Regions from separate parts of the Mus musculus genome. Here region 1 is linked to region 2. The links are chromatin contacts, found by POLR2A ChIA-PET in ENCODE. All regions are on one chromosome and are shown on one strand. The core of a region is the stretch at or near the end of the contact, and the rest is flanking DNA. Distances in the headings are between cores, read along the strand shown. Region 1 holds the start of Rpl9 (ribosomal protein L9). Region 2 holds the start of Wdr19 (WD repeat domain 19).

Evidence for each region. ChIA-PET counts read pairs that join two places held with the same protein, here RNA polymerase II (POLR2A).
Region 1: POLR2A ChIA-PET joins it to region 2 with 14 read pairs in Patski. The contact joins the promoter of Rpl9 here to the promoter of Wdr19 in region 2. POLR2A ChIA-PET finds 5 or more read pairs at or near these places in 3 of 5 experiments (Patski and embryonic stem cell).

The regions. Positions count from the first base shown.
Region 1 is chr5:65,389,927-65,392,979 of GRCm38, forward strand. Rpl9 (ribosomal protein L9) reads right to left here and starts at 1,505. Exons shown (of 8, transcript NM_011292.2): 1 at 1,450-1,505; 2 at 1,020-1,066; 3 at 813-928; 4 at 462-557. The coding sequence starts at 1,065. Lias (lipoic acid synthetase) reads left to right here and starts at 1,571. Exons shown (of 11, transcript NM_024471.5): 1 at 1,571-1,747; 2 at 2,294-2,463. The coding sequence starts at 1,703.
Region 2 is chr5:65,198,024-65,201,150 of GRCm38, forward strand. Wdr19 (WD repeat domain 19) reads left to right here and starts at 1,673. Exons shown (of 37, transcript NM_153391.2): 1 at 1,673-1,737. The coding sequence starts at 1,732.

The DNA.
Region 1 (3,053 bases), core at 255-2,754, 190 kb after region 2:
CTCCAGACTAAACAAAAGGCCCAGTCCTCCCCAGGAGCAACAGGGTAACACGATCCAATAGGTATACAAAGTACAGCTTGTGTTTATAAAACAACACCTCTTCAGCATTAACTGTTTTGGGAGAAAGGATCTAGAACAGTAACTTCAGAGATGCACAAGTCAGATCTTTTTGTTTGTTTTTTTGAGACAGAGTATAACTCTGGCTGTCTTTTCTATCCATTGAGTCCCAAACATACCAGCCAGCAATCTCCACTATATGTATCTACCAACAAACAAAACCCCTGAAACAGAAGTAAAGGAGCCTGCCCAGCAAATTCCTGGGTCTGATCTGTGCTAACCCACCCCCAATATCTGAAAGTGCCTCCTTTGTAGAAGTACAGTCCATCCTGGCCCTAGACATTTATACACACCCAAGGAACCTCTTCCAAAGGGTTAAAGGGCAGAGTGGAGGGCTGACTTACCAGCGTGACACCCTTGATCATGTTCTGAACATGACTGCAGATGGTCCTGACGGTGGCCAGTTCCTTTCTGTTACCCCACCATTTGTCAACCCGGAGCTGAAACACAACAACTTTAGAATTAAAACACAGCACTTTTAGCTGGCGAGTACTAGCACGCAAAGCCATGTACAAATGCACCGTATGTCACACGCACAGGACACCAGAGGGACGACACACACACACCCAAGTTCACTCATAAAAGAACTGAGTCCGAGTAACCCACTCGGCCACGCATGGGGTGGGGGATTAACATCGGTTACCGGGTTTTGTTACAAGCAAGCACCCGAAGCATCGGAAGACACAAGTTCTTACCCTTTTCTTCTTCTTCCCAAGAAGACTCAGCTCCACGTTGATGTGATTGAAGTCCCTCCGCAGAGTCCCCCTGGGGCCCTTCACAATGACTGTGCGCCCCTTCAGAGTGATTTCGACTAAACGAGAAAGTGAACTGGTGAGACCATAGGCCGGGGTTTAGAGCATGCAGGAAAGCCGTCAGCGGCCGGCGGGGAGCCATCTACTCACCATTCTCTGGAATGTCCACAGTCTGATTGCTGAGAATGGTCTTCATCCTGAAACACAGACACCCGGGTGAGACGGCTGGGGCGGGGGACGCTCTACACCCGAGACCCGGCAGCGTTCCGCTCCCAACGGGAATCGCCAGCTACGAAAGCCGGCAACAAGGACCCAGGTGTGTCCGGGACAAGGACTGGACCGGGGGCCCCGGAGAAGAGTAAGGAAGCCCGGCTCGGTGCGCCATGGCGGAAGGGCTACGACCGAGATGGGCCTGAAAGCCCGAACGCCACTTCCAGCTCGCGCCACCAAGTCCCAAGGACGCACGTCGTGCTGGGGGACAGTCGGGACAAAGCCTTGGGGCATCGGCTCCATGCCGCCGGGGTCCCCAAACAGAGGATGGGTTCAGATTCCCGGGGCACCCGGTCCCTAAGCTCCTCACCTCGCAGTAGATGGGGCAAAGAGAGAACGTCTTTCGTCATCACGTTCTTGTAATCCGTCAGGGCCCTGCGTGTCGCGTCACGACCCGAGCGACGGCTTTAAGGCGGAACTACTCGATTGCCGAGCTAGTCGAGTCGCGCCGGTCGGCGACGACGTATCGCGTCATGACTCAAGCGACGAGTTGTTGGACGCGTCCGGTGCCGGGGGTGCTGTTCCCTCGATCCCTTGACACTCCTGAGACCTAAAAGAGGGGGATGGCTCTACGCTGCTGGGATACAGCTCGCAGCCTGGGGTCCCGGGTGAGCGGCGGGAACGCCATTGCTTATCCTAAGTTCAAAACTAGGGAAATTGTTCCAGATATCCTTTTTTTAAAAGCCCCGACAGCTGTGGCATATCTTAATTATTGCAAACTTGTTGACAACATATTTTAGTACCTGTTTTAGGAATAGAAGACATGAAAACGTGGCATGTTAAGTCACCCACTAAGGTTTTCTAACCTATATTTAGCGGTTAACTTTGATCTGCGTCCCACTTTTTTCCCCCATTTGTCATGGCTGAGCGTGCATCAGGGTCTCTGTAATCTAGGCTGGCCTGAAACTAAATTCTTAGACCAAAGACGACTCCTCACTCTGCCTCCTCTGAGAGCTGCATTACGTGTTTGAGCCGCCGTGACTTACGGTTCTTTCACCTTGAGTCTTTTTCAGGTTCTGATCTACGTAGTTTGAGCTCTTAAATCGTTTTACATAATTTCTGAATCAATTTCTTTAGCTTTGGTATTATAATGGGTTAAAACTAAATTATTTCAGAGTCTACTGAGTGAATGTTGTACTGAACCCTTTTTGTAGATATTTGGAAGATATGCGTTCACGGTTAGAGCATTAAGTTCTTTGCCAGATAAGAAAAAGGAATTTTTGCATAATGGACCAGACCTTCAAGATTTTGTATCTGGTGATCTTGCAGACAAGAGTACATGGGATGAATATAAAGGAAACTTAAAGCGCCAGAAAGGAGAAAGGTAATTGAACATTAGATTCCACTTTGACTTTGTGCATTGTTTGGTTTTGTTTGTTTGTTTGTTTGTTTTGGTTTTGATTTTTTGAGACAGGGTTTCTCTGTGTAGCCCTGGCTGTCCTGGAACTCACTCTGTAGACCAGGCTGGCCTCGAACTCAGAAATCCACCTGCCTCTGCCTCCCAAGTGCTGGGATTAAAGATGCACTGCCTGGCATTGTGCTTTTTTTTTTTTTTTTTTTTTTTTTTTTTTCTTTTTTAATCAAGCCTTGTAGGTTTTTCTGTACCCTTTGGCCATTTCTTCATCCTTTCCAAAATGACCATTTTATGCTGCCATATCCCATTTTATATCTAGCATCTAATTGAGAAAGTATAGGTTTTTCTCTTGATAGTTATTTTATTTATTTGGGTTTTTGGAGATGGTTTCCCTATGTAGCCCTAACTGCCCTAGACTTCTCTCTGTAGACCAAGCTGGCCTCAAACTCAGAGATCCATTTTCCTCTTCCTCCTGAGTGCTGCAATTAAAAGTGTGCACAACCACCACCTGGCTTACTTTATTGATTTATGCCTTCATATAGTTTTAATTGTTAATGGGT
Region 2 (3,127 bases), core at 423-2,922:
AGCGTGGGGTGTCTCTCCTTTATAGTCCTTTTAAATTGTTCTCATGACACTTACTTATACGTGCTGGCACGTGTGCCATTGTGTCAGAGGACAACTTGTGGTCATTGCTTCTCTCCTTCCACATTATGCTGGCATTGTGCTGTTTCCTGGGGATTAAGTCGTCAAGCTGGGCAAAGAGGACCCTCCCCCACTGAGCCACCTCACAGCCCTCTGAACTCTTTTAATATCTATCTTCGGTTCTGTACTGTTGTTCACACCCATTATGTATATACGTTGCTAGACTTGTAGCTGCATTCCATTTTGAGAGGTACTCATGAAAATGGCACTGCTCTTTTATTTCAAATCTGCTTATTACTGATATGGAGGGGTGTGACTACTCTTTGTGTATTAAGATTGTATCCTGGAGGCTTGGTATAATTAGCTCTACCTCTACCCCACATCCCTCCCTCTCTTCTACTGATTCTGTACACTCTCAGTCATGTCATCTGCAGTTTTCCCACCTCCTTCCTCAATCAGTATGCTTCTTTTTCTCTCCTTATTGCATTAACTAGGACTTCCACCAGAATTGAGAAAGAGTCACAAGAGGGGACATCCCTGCCTTGTTCCTAATGGGACTACTTTCAAGATTCTTAGCATTAAGTACATCAGCCTTAGGCTATTTGGAGATACTGTTTACAATTTCTATGGTACAGGGTTTTGTTGTCTTGCTTTTTCTTGTTGGGTTTTGTTTTTTGAGAATTTTGAGGGTTTGTTTTATGTTCAGTTTTGTCAAATGCTTTGTTATTATAGCTACTGATGCAACCATGTAGGTTTTTTGTTTTTTTTTTGTTTGTTTTTGATTAGCCTGTTACTATTGTGACAGAGCAAGACAATGCAGAAGTTTCTCCATCTTGTATTCTTGCTGAGGCCATTTTAGGTTTGACTACAATTTTATCTCATGGACGAGAGTCGCTGTGAAAAATTACCCAACTCTATTCTAGGAACCCGAGGTGATGATGCCCAGCTAGCCAACCTTAGCTACTGTGCAGAATCCCACTCCCTCCCTCCAGCCAACTTTTAATGCTTAGCTTCCGCTAAACTTCTTGTTTACCAGGCTCAAATACTACAGGCGAGTTCTTTTCTTTATTTTTTTCAACTATTCCTCCCCGATCACACTAGCTAAAATTGTCTTAATGGTCCTGAAAGAAAACGACTCCTCATACCTCACCTCCGTTAGGGCAAAATCAAAAATAAAAACCCTGCAAGAAAAAAAAATGAGGAATGATACATTAGTTTCTCCAAGCCTTTTTTACAAGTGGATCTTGTAGAAGCCGTCTGGCTCATGAGCCAATTCCTGCCTCCTACTTGCCAACCTCTGGGTCCAGCTTTTTTCCCCCCGGAATTCCTTTACAACCGCTCCTAGGCCAGTGGTTTCTGCTCACATAGCTCAAGACCCTTTCTGTCCATAGGGCCCGCCTGCCTCGCAGCCTCACCCAATCAGAGCTCAGGCAGGAAGTTGACCAGCCCTCGTAGCATTCAACTTCCCGGAGCTTAGCTCCACCTCCATCACGTGACTCTACCCACCCTGCCCATCTCTCTCAAAGGAGGGCTCCGGGGGCAGCTCCGCCCCACGCTCGCTGATTGGTCGCTGTTTGCACGGTCTCCTGGGTGACGAGAACGCGGTAGCGGGGCGGGGGTGTTCTGTTGCGCCTGCGCACTTACAAGAACGGGGGTGTCGCTGGAGCCTTTGAAATGAAGGTAAATAACTTACAAGTGCCAGCGGATTGAGAAGATGTGGCAGCCTCTGTATTTCCTAAACTCTCGGAGCGCGACTCTGAGGAGTTTGTGTCCCTGTCCCTCCGCGGAAGTGCTGAGGATAGAGGAATGAGCTCCGGGAGCGGGCGGGAGGGGATGATGGGCTTGTAAGGATGCAGGGAAAGGAAGCTCTGGAGAGCGGGCTGAGGGAGGCCTGTGCCCTCTGGAATCTGGTAGAAGCCTGATCTGAGTACGCCCGAACTACCGGTATCGCTACCGATTTCTTGTAGCTTAATCCTGGGCAAACCAAGCCACTGGCCCAGAGCCCTAGGGAGAATCAAAAGTCTCTAAAACAGTCATCAAGAATTACTTGGCCTGTGACCTGTCCGGTATGCAGAGCCCTGGTCGCTAGAACACATGATGGAGAAATCTGCACACCTGTGTGCGTCCTCCACTGCACGCAGGTTTTCTGATTGGGTTTGTTGTGAATTCCACAGGGGCAGCCGCTGCACTCCTGTGATTTACCTCAGAGGTACTTACCCCCGCACTGCTCTGACAAAGAAATGGAAACACCGAGTTTAAAATGGTTTCAGCTTTCCTAAAGCTTCACTGTAGCTCTTGTGTGTCCATTGGAATTGGCAGATAACTTTGCATGATTCACTTTCTGGTGTGTCGGAAAGGAGTAAATACTATTCTCTTTACAGTTAAGTTAACCGTGACCTGCAACAAGCAAACCTTTTTGCTGTTCTAGGAAAGCTGTAACTTTTATCTGAGTTGTACCTAGAACCGATATAACTCTGTGGAAGAAAACTAACCTGTAAGATTACAGCCCAAGACAGATCTGCCATGAAAGGAATAGAATCAGGTTTAAGGACGATGTATTCCCAAACTCGCAGAAGTAAGATGGTCTAGAATACGTTGAGTGAGTGTACGTGCTGGAAAAAACCTGTGTGTGCTTGGCATCATAGCGCACCTCTATCTTAAGTTGCGATTCCAGGACACAGGCTTTCGGGAGATGGGCATTTATTCAGATAGCATTGGAGGAGTTGTGTTGTCACTCAGATTCAAGTCTTCAGCTACAGTATCTAAGCTGCATCTACCTAGATAAGGGTGTGCTTGATTAATCTACAGTATTTAAAACTAATATTTTTCATCTAGGGTCATGTTCCTGAGTATTCTAGAATGTAGCAGTCTGATATAAGAATAATATAAGTCAATGAAATTTCAAATTTTTAACTTATAACAACAATAAAATTGTTTAAAAAAAACAAATAACATTGTGATAATACAGTTTGTTTTGCCGAGTATCTCCAAAATTTGTATCAGCATCTAACAGAAAAAATACCAATAAAGCCAGCATTCATTGGTAGCAATGAATCAGCCCACGCCTTTA